3 separate regions of the Mus musculus genome follow, and all the other regions are linked to region 1. A link is a loop called in an ENCODE intact Hi-C map of the cell type or tissue named here. Cell type or tissue: gastrocnemius. All regions are shown on one strand.

The links. A loop is a pair of places that touch in the nucleus more often than their neighbours do. Peaks named below come from ENCODE experiments on the same cell type or tissue, not always from the same donor. Only the 100,000 strongest peaks of a DNase experiment are listed, where the experiment ranks them.
Region 2: a loop joins it to region 1, with 2.2 times the contacts of the local background. A loop is called at or near these places in 2 of 42 quality-filtered maps.
Region 3: a loop joins it to region 1, with 2.5 times the contacts of the local background. A loop is called at or near these places in 2 of 42 quality-filtered maps.

Annotation. Positions count from the first base shown.
Region 1 is chr3:28,484,114-28,486,613 of GRCm38, reverse strand. The region is part of intron 2 of Tnik (TRAF2 and NCK interacting kinase); the gene reads right to left. Among named protein-coding and RNA genes, the nearest start is that of Mir466q, 65 kb to the right of the region's middle. In gastrocnemius, a CTCF peak has its summit at 1,201; a DNase peak (open chromatin) is centred at 614; H3K4me3 peaks cover 606 bases; H3K27ac peaks cover 1,627 bases.
Region 2 is chr3:28,426,516-28,429,015 of GRCm38, reverse strand. The region is part of intron 2 of Tnik (TRAF2 and NCK interacting kinase); the gene reads right to left. Among named protein-coding and RNA genes, the nearest start is that of Mir466q, 7.8 kb to the right of the region's middle. In gastrocnemius, no CTCF peak of the experiment used is centred here; no DNase peak of the experiment used is centred here; H3K27ac peaks cover 2,291 bases.
Region 3 is chr3:28,398,497-28,400,996 of GRCm38, reverse strand. The region is part of intron 2 of Tnik (TRAF2 and NCK interacting kinase); the gene reads right to left. Among named protein-coding and RNA genes, the nearest start is that of Mir466q, 20 kb to the left of the region's middle. In gastrocnemius, no CTCF peak of the experiment used is centred here; a DNase peak (open chromatin) is centred at 1,096; H3K4me3 peaks cover 1,489 bases; H3K27ac peaks cover 2,500 bases.

The sequences.
Region 1 (2,500 bases):
CTCTATTAAAACATGGATAATGTAGTGTGAGGACCAAAGAGGCTTGGAGTGCTTGGAAACAGTGGGAAAATTGATGCTTAGGTATTAATTTTGGAAAGTGTTCCTTTGTGCTGGCTAGTTTCATGTCAACTTGACACAAGCTGGAGTCATCTGGGTAGAGGGCATATCAACTAAGGAAATGCCCCAGCTTTGCCTACAGGTAAGTTTGTGGGCAACTTTCATGATTGATGTGGGAAGGCCCAGCACACTATGTGTGGTGCCAACCCTTGCTGCCTCCCATGTCACTAGCACAGGCCATATGAACTACATGCTTTCTGAGCATGGACCTTCATACCATTCTGTGCATTAGGAGAACAAAGGCAAAAACAGACAAACAAACAAAAAAGGTACTGTAAAAGTTTCTGTTATGAATTAAAGGCATTCTTTCAGAGTGAGGGACCATACCAATCTGACAGCAGGCATGCTGTCCTTGGGGAGTAAGTCAGTGGGAACAAGGACTTAAGTGCCTCATTGGTGTGTGTTCCCTAGAAGACAGTAATTCTGGAAATAGGTTCGCCTGCAATCTTGGGGCAAGGAACATAAGTGAAATATGAGGCCGCCGAGAAAGAGCAAGAGTCCTTTTTAGTAAGTAAGGCATGCCCAAGCTCTAGGCCAGCCTGAATGGCCAGACGGCTGACGAGGTAGTGAGTGTACTGACGGACAGCTAAATTTAGCTGCAATATGACTCCCCTGCTAGGAAGCTTCCTTTCCAGAAGGGTGAGGTTTCCCTGACTCCAGTGAAATTCTTCTTTTGACCACACTTTCATCCTACAGTTCGCTGACAAATCAGGGATGGTGAGAACTTGGTGAGAGCATGCTGCTAACTCTCTGACCACCCTTTCTTCTCACACAGACCAGGAGACAGACACAGTTCTGTAGTGAAGCCTTGCAGGTCACACAAGGCAGAACAATAGTTAAGAGGAAGGGACTGAGGGATAGGAGGTGTTCAGGGGTGATCTGGGAGGGTCTAGAGTAACTTTTGTTTAGAGGCCCTTTATCCATAAAACAGATAGAATTAGGTTAGTAGTTTGCAATAGAGATCAAATTAATACATAGAGAGACAGTTGGTGGTGTGCCTGGGTAAGTGACAGGGATATCCCAGCTCTTTTGGGGCTTGATGGGAACTATTTATAACCTCTGTCCTGCTGTCCCCATCTTTACCACAGGGCGAACCTGGTTCCCTCATCCTCCTCGAATGTGCCAGAGTGCCTTTATGTCTCTTCCTTCTGCTATGCCTGCTTGACGCTGCCTTTATGTCTACATCCTGGGCTCCAGTGACTAAGAGTCTTCCCCTAGAAAACCCCCCCCCACCCCCAATTCTTACCAATATTTTCCCTCATCTTAGGGGCACCTTGTGCAGTATACATTATACTTCACTTATTACCTATATAAGGCATTTTTCATTCTCTAATGGATTTCTCTAGATTTTGATCATTACTACATCTTCAATAGCCCATTCGTGCCTGCAGTATGGCCACTTAATCCCCCACGTGCTGTGGGAATGAGTTCTCTGGAAACAAACATCTCTCTCTCTCTCTCTCTCGCTCTCTCTCTGTCTCTGTCTCTCTGTCTCTCTGTCTCTGTCTCTCTGTCTCTGTCTGTCTCTGTCTCTCTCTCTGTCTCTGTCTCTCTGTCTCTGTCTCTCTGTCTCTCTTTGTCTGTCTCTGTCTCTGTCTCTCTCTCTGTCTCTGTCTCTGTCTCTCTGTCTCTCTCTCTCTCTCTCACACACACACACACACACACACACACACTACAGAATCTCCTTTTAAAGGCACAGCAATGGAAATAAAAGAAGCAATGTCATCTGAGGCTTTCAAAGGAGGAACCCTTTCAGGTTGACTTTGCATCAAAGTAACAGAGCAGGAAAGCACTGCCTTCCTCTTTATTCTCTTCACACCTCTGAAGCTTAAAGAACAGAATAAAGGCTTCATAATTAACATATATTTCATATATTTGCTATCCAGGATGATTCGTTTCTGTAAATATATAATTATTTCATTTAAATATTAGCAACATGGATATTGAAAAGATATGGACGACTGAAAAGTTAAAAAGCAGAGAAGCAAAGGTGGCCACACCCCCAAATTACATTCCTCCTGGCAGCCGCTGACATTTCAGCCTTACAGATAGCAATTAGGGATGAGACTGCTTTTAGAACCAGAGAGAACATTTGACAACCTTTCCCTTTCTTTCATTTTCCCTAAATGAAATGCGAGAGATAGTTCATCTCCAGTCAAACATGAGTGACCATCGCCCTGGAGAACAGATTCAGGTTTCCTGTAGTCATGGATCCTAAGGTGGAAGTATGCCCATCAGCTTTGTGTGGTCAGAAAAAAACGATAAAAAGTCATAAATCCATGCACTTGAAAATACAGTGGGAGGCAGGTTACAGAGAGCTGGGAAAACTGCTGGAGGCGGCCCTTCCTTGACACAATGTGAAAAGATGGAGCTAGCAAGTGCT
Region 2 (2,500 bases), 58 kb after region 1:
AGCCTAGCAGTACAGTACCTGTCTAGAACAAGTAAAGTTTGCGGTTATTTACTAGGACCATAGACAAAACAGAAAACTAGTTAAAAAAAAAATAGCCTAACCTCTGTCAAAATCTCTCAAGGTTAAATCAAGTCTTGGTTTTGAAGCAGTGCTCCATGAACCATCTGTGACTGTTACCATCTGCAATATCACCTGCTCTTTCCTGACCTGCCTTGGGCAAGTTTCATCTTCGGCATTTCTAACTCTTTGCACCCTTTCTGGACAGTTCATAAAAATTTATTTTGTAAAATGTATTCAGAAATATAACCTTCTGAGGCCAAAAGTTGTAAAAATACTCATTCAAGGGCCCATGAGATGGCTCAACAGGCATATGTGCCGCCTAGTGTCAAGCTAGACAACCTGAATTTAACCCCACGACTCATGTGATAGAGAATTGACAACCACGAGCTGTACTCCAATCTCCTATATATGTGCCATGTATCCTGTCTGTTTCTATAACTCATAGAACATCTCTTGGCTGTCCTTTCTTGTCACAGTCAGTTAAAGAGGCCCTAAGATGCTGGCATTGTAGCTATAAGACGGTTTCAGTTTCTGCTATCAGCCAGCTCTCTGGCTGACTGTGAGGTCCAGCACTACCCTAAACCCCTGTTTAATATGTATGGTGAAAGAGAAACCAACCCTTGAATGGCAAGCCACTAAAAGGCAGTGCCACTTGTTCCTGATGAACATCTACCCTCTCCTGAGGAACTCAGGGATAGCTGTCTGAAGCCCAACCTTTCAAATCCTCAACACAGAAGCATCACAAAAGCCCATGTGCTGTATTTCTAGAAACTTCCTTCAATGCCAATAGATGCGAAAAATAATGTGTAGGGAATGACTGCATCATGGCACCATGGATATTTTCATATGGACCATGAGGCTTTAACTGCCAACATCACTTTTTGCCATGGAAGGATATTGGGAATTTTGTCTGGAAAAGAAGGGATAGCACCAGATCATAGCAGGCAGGCTTTTCCATCCATCTTCTCCTTTTCAATGAGGGTATCCTGAGCTGTTCTCCCTTTAGGCCAAATGGTTATTCACCTATTTCTAGTCATTGGCCACCTATCACCTGGCCTCACTATTTGCTGTCACTAAGTGTGAGACATGGCAGTAAGAGGTTTGATGCCATGTTGACTTGCTCTTATTGCCTAAGCAAAGAATACAAGTCTGAATACATTCTCCTGGACTCACTATTATCTCGTCTAAATCTCTGACAACGAGGACAGCTAGCACTGATGATGCCATACAACCCCCTACACTGATGCTTGGACACCGATCAGCCACTTGATACAGGAGCAGGAGACTTTTAAGAATACAACTGGTTGTTGGGCTTCAGAGGACTTAGGCTGGGCTGTCCTACTGGTGGGAAAAGAGTGCATGAAGCTTTCTAATCTGGGATAGAAAACAAACAAGCCGAGCAGTCTCCGACCACAACTTCAACATTCTGGGCAGCTGGCCCCCAGGCTAGCAAATACCGGTAGCTTCCACCAATAAGGACTCACCTATGACACTTGGTTGAACCCTCTGGGGAAGTCTGGAATGTCCCAAATAGTGATCATAGCCTTTGGCAGAACCCATAGATAAAATCAATACATCCTGACATACTGTAGAACTGTGTGTGGCATTTTTTTTATCTTGGAGAAACTGGTGAGTGAGTTAGAAGTATATTATTACCCCCATGGTGAAAATTTTCCCTCAAGTTAAAAAAAACAATATAGTGATATTTAATTTATCAAATAATAAACATACATTGTATGTAAACATGAACTGTAATAGATATGTTTAACTACTGAATATCAGGAATTCTGTGAAAAGAGGGTCTTATACAGAAAAACAAAATTTCATTTTAAGACACAAACCAAGAGTTTTCTAAGATGTTCAATGTTTCTGGCTTGACAATTGTTTTACTTTCATTTCTGCTACTATAATAATATACCCAGATAAAAAGCAATTTAGGGTGAAAGGAAGGCTTTATTTTCCTTATAATTCCACATTACATGGCAAGAGAAATCATAATGGCAGGGGTTAAACCATCAAGTCACATTGTGTCCATAATCAACAGCAGAGAGAAATAAATGCATGAAAGACTGTTTGCTTGCTTGCTTGCTTGCTCTAACTTTTACACAGTTCCAGACCTCCTACCTAGGGAATATTGCTGCCCACAGTGGGCTGAGGCTTCCTACATTGACTGATAATGTGACAGACCAGCTCATAACAAATCTCAAGTAGACAATTCCTTGATTAAGACTTTCTTCGCAAGTGACTATAAGGCCATTATCAAGTGGACAGTTCAAAACTAACCTACAGGTTGCATGAATCTTTGACCTGAACCAACTCATAGATTAATTTTGTAAATTTACTGGACTCATTAAATGGAACAATACACAGGCTTCTCCTTTGGCAATTATTGAGTACCTCATGGTACCACTCATAATGGTGGCGTGTTTTTGCTTCCTGT
Region 3 (2,500 bases), 86 kb after region 1:
CCTGCATCAGCCGAGCGTCCAGCACAGACTCAGACTGAGACATAACTAACGGAAAAAAAAATGTTGGTGGCGGCTCTGAGGTATCTTCAGAAAGAGCAACGTCCTTTCCCTCACAGGCTACAGTATTCTTTAACTCAATCTAGCTGCTAACAAAGATCGAAGACAGCAGGCTCGTTTTCCCACAGGAATAGACAGGATTAACGACAGCCAACCAAATTGTCTCTTAATTTTCTTTTCTTCTCCCTCCTTGCTAGCCTTCCCAAGGCAGAGGGTATAGATTTTCCTTTAGATAAGGATGTTAACTCAGGAGGGAGGCAGAAGGGCACTAATAATGAAAGAGTAGGGTTTTTGTCTTTCATGGTCCCAAGAACTCCACCTTAGGAGGAAGATGGGGACATGATATCTTGAAAGAGCTCTTCTCTAAGCAGCCAAGGAGGAGATTCTTGGGTGAATCTTCACATATATCACATCTCCCAGTTATGCCCACCGAGCTCTCCAACCAAATCGAAATGAGAACCTCTGCTTGGCCTCTCAAACCTACAGACCTAATTATGATCACAGGGAACCCAAGCATCAAGCTCTTTGCCACTAGCCTGCAGACGCCCTCAATAACAACACTCACAGGAACCTGCCTAAAGATGAGTGGGTGGCATGAGAGAGGGAAGAATACATTTGTTAGGCCTTATTTTAAAAGATGGAGACAAAGACACAGACGGTCTTACCCCAAACATCAGAAAAACAAGTTACAGGCTCTAGATTATACACACACACACACACACACACACACACACACACACACACACACACATATATATATATATATATATATATATATATATATATATATATATTGGAGAACAGGGTAGGCCTTCAAAAGTGGAACAGGAAAACTGAGTGCTGTGGAAGCTGTGAAGCAGCACCCACGTTCTGATCCTTACCAGATGAGAAGCACAGGGCACAGTCCCCCGCCAGGCCCTGAACCAGCTCTGTTTTTCCTGATAAGAAAGGGGCCCCGGCCAACATCCCACCTCACACTGAGAGCCTGAAGTCACCCTCCCCTTGACTGCAGGGCAACTTTCGGGACTTTACCTGAAGAAGGGTTCCCACTGGAAAGCCTGGCAAAGAGAGAGGCTCCCCTAGATACCAACTGCTGTCATCTTGTAATATTCCCCGTGATGGCTTTGGCTTGCTCATGACAGGGCTCATTATTTTTAGCCTCCAGCTTTGGTGAGCCGATGAGTCAAGACTAAGTGTTAAAATAGCACACTCACTTGGTCAACCCGGTTTCAGATGGGTACATTGTAAACTCCACTCATGGAAAACTGGCTTTCACTGCCCTGAAGGGAGTCTGAGGAGGGATAGTAAGCACTGCACTCAACGGAGAGGCATGCGCACTTTCCTTTGTTTCACATGCGCTATTCTGGAATCAAATTCCATAGTGAGTCTATGAGAAGTCACGGAACCACTGAAATCATTTTGAAACAAACACTGAAACGAAATTGGGTTTTTGAGTGCCCCATGCTCTATTCCTGGTGACTGAAAATGCTCACTGGAACAAGGGGCTGTGGAGTGGCCTGGTGCTTACTGCACTCTTGAGGACCTGGGGGCAGACCCCTAGCACCCACCTAGAAAGCCAGGTGTGGTGGCCCAGGCCTGTAGTCTAGCCCTGGAAAGGCTGAGAAATGTCAGTCTTTGGACTTACAGGACAGCCATCCTACCCAAACCCACAAGTGCCAGGTTCAATAAATTATCTCAAAATAATAATGATGATAATACATACACATGCATAAGCATATGTGTGTACACTTCTCACAACAGTAAATAAATTAAAAAATAGTCTATGTCTCATGCATCCTTTTGTTCAGAAATATAATTTGTTCTTTAGGAAGTGTGGTGGTTTGAATATGATTGACCCATGGGAAGTGTTACTGTTAGGAGGTGTGGCCTTGTTGGAGGAGGAGTGGCCTTTTGGAGGAAGTGTGGCATTGTTGGAGGAGGTGTGGCATTGTTGGAGGAGGTGTGGCCTTGTTGGAGGAAGTCCATCACTGTAGGATTGGGCTTTGAGGCCCTCCCACTGTGGAAAGTGAGCCTCATCCTGGCTTCCTGTGGATCAGGATGTAAAACTCTCAGCTTTTTCTCCAGCATCATGCCTGTCTTCAATCTACCATGCTCCCTGCTATAATGATAATCAACGGAATCTCTGAAACTATAAGCCAGCCCCAATTAAATGTTGTCATTTATAAGAGTTACTTTGGTCATGGTGTCTCTCCACGGCAATAAAATCCAAACGTAGGTAATGCAAATAATTATGAAAAGTTATCCCAGTAATGTAAACTATGGCAGCTTTGATTGTCTTGGTTGTTTGCCTTTGTTGGTTGGCTGACATGTGCTGACTGGACTCTAACTCAGGACATTTCATGTTAGTCAAGTCCTTCACTGTCCAAGACCCTTATCCCCAGCCTAGGAACTATTTTTAAAATAAAATTTATTCTACTTTTCA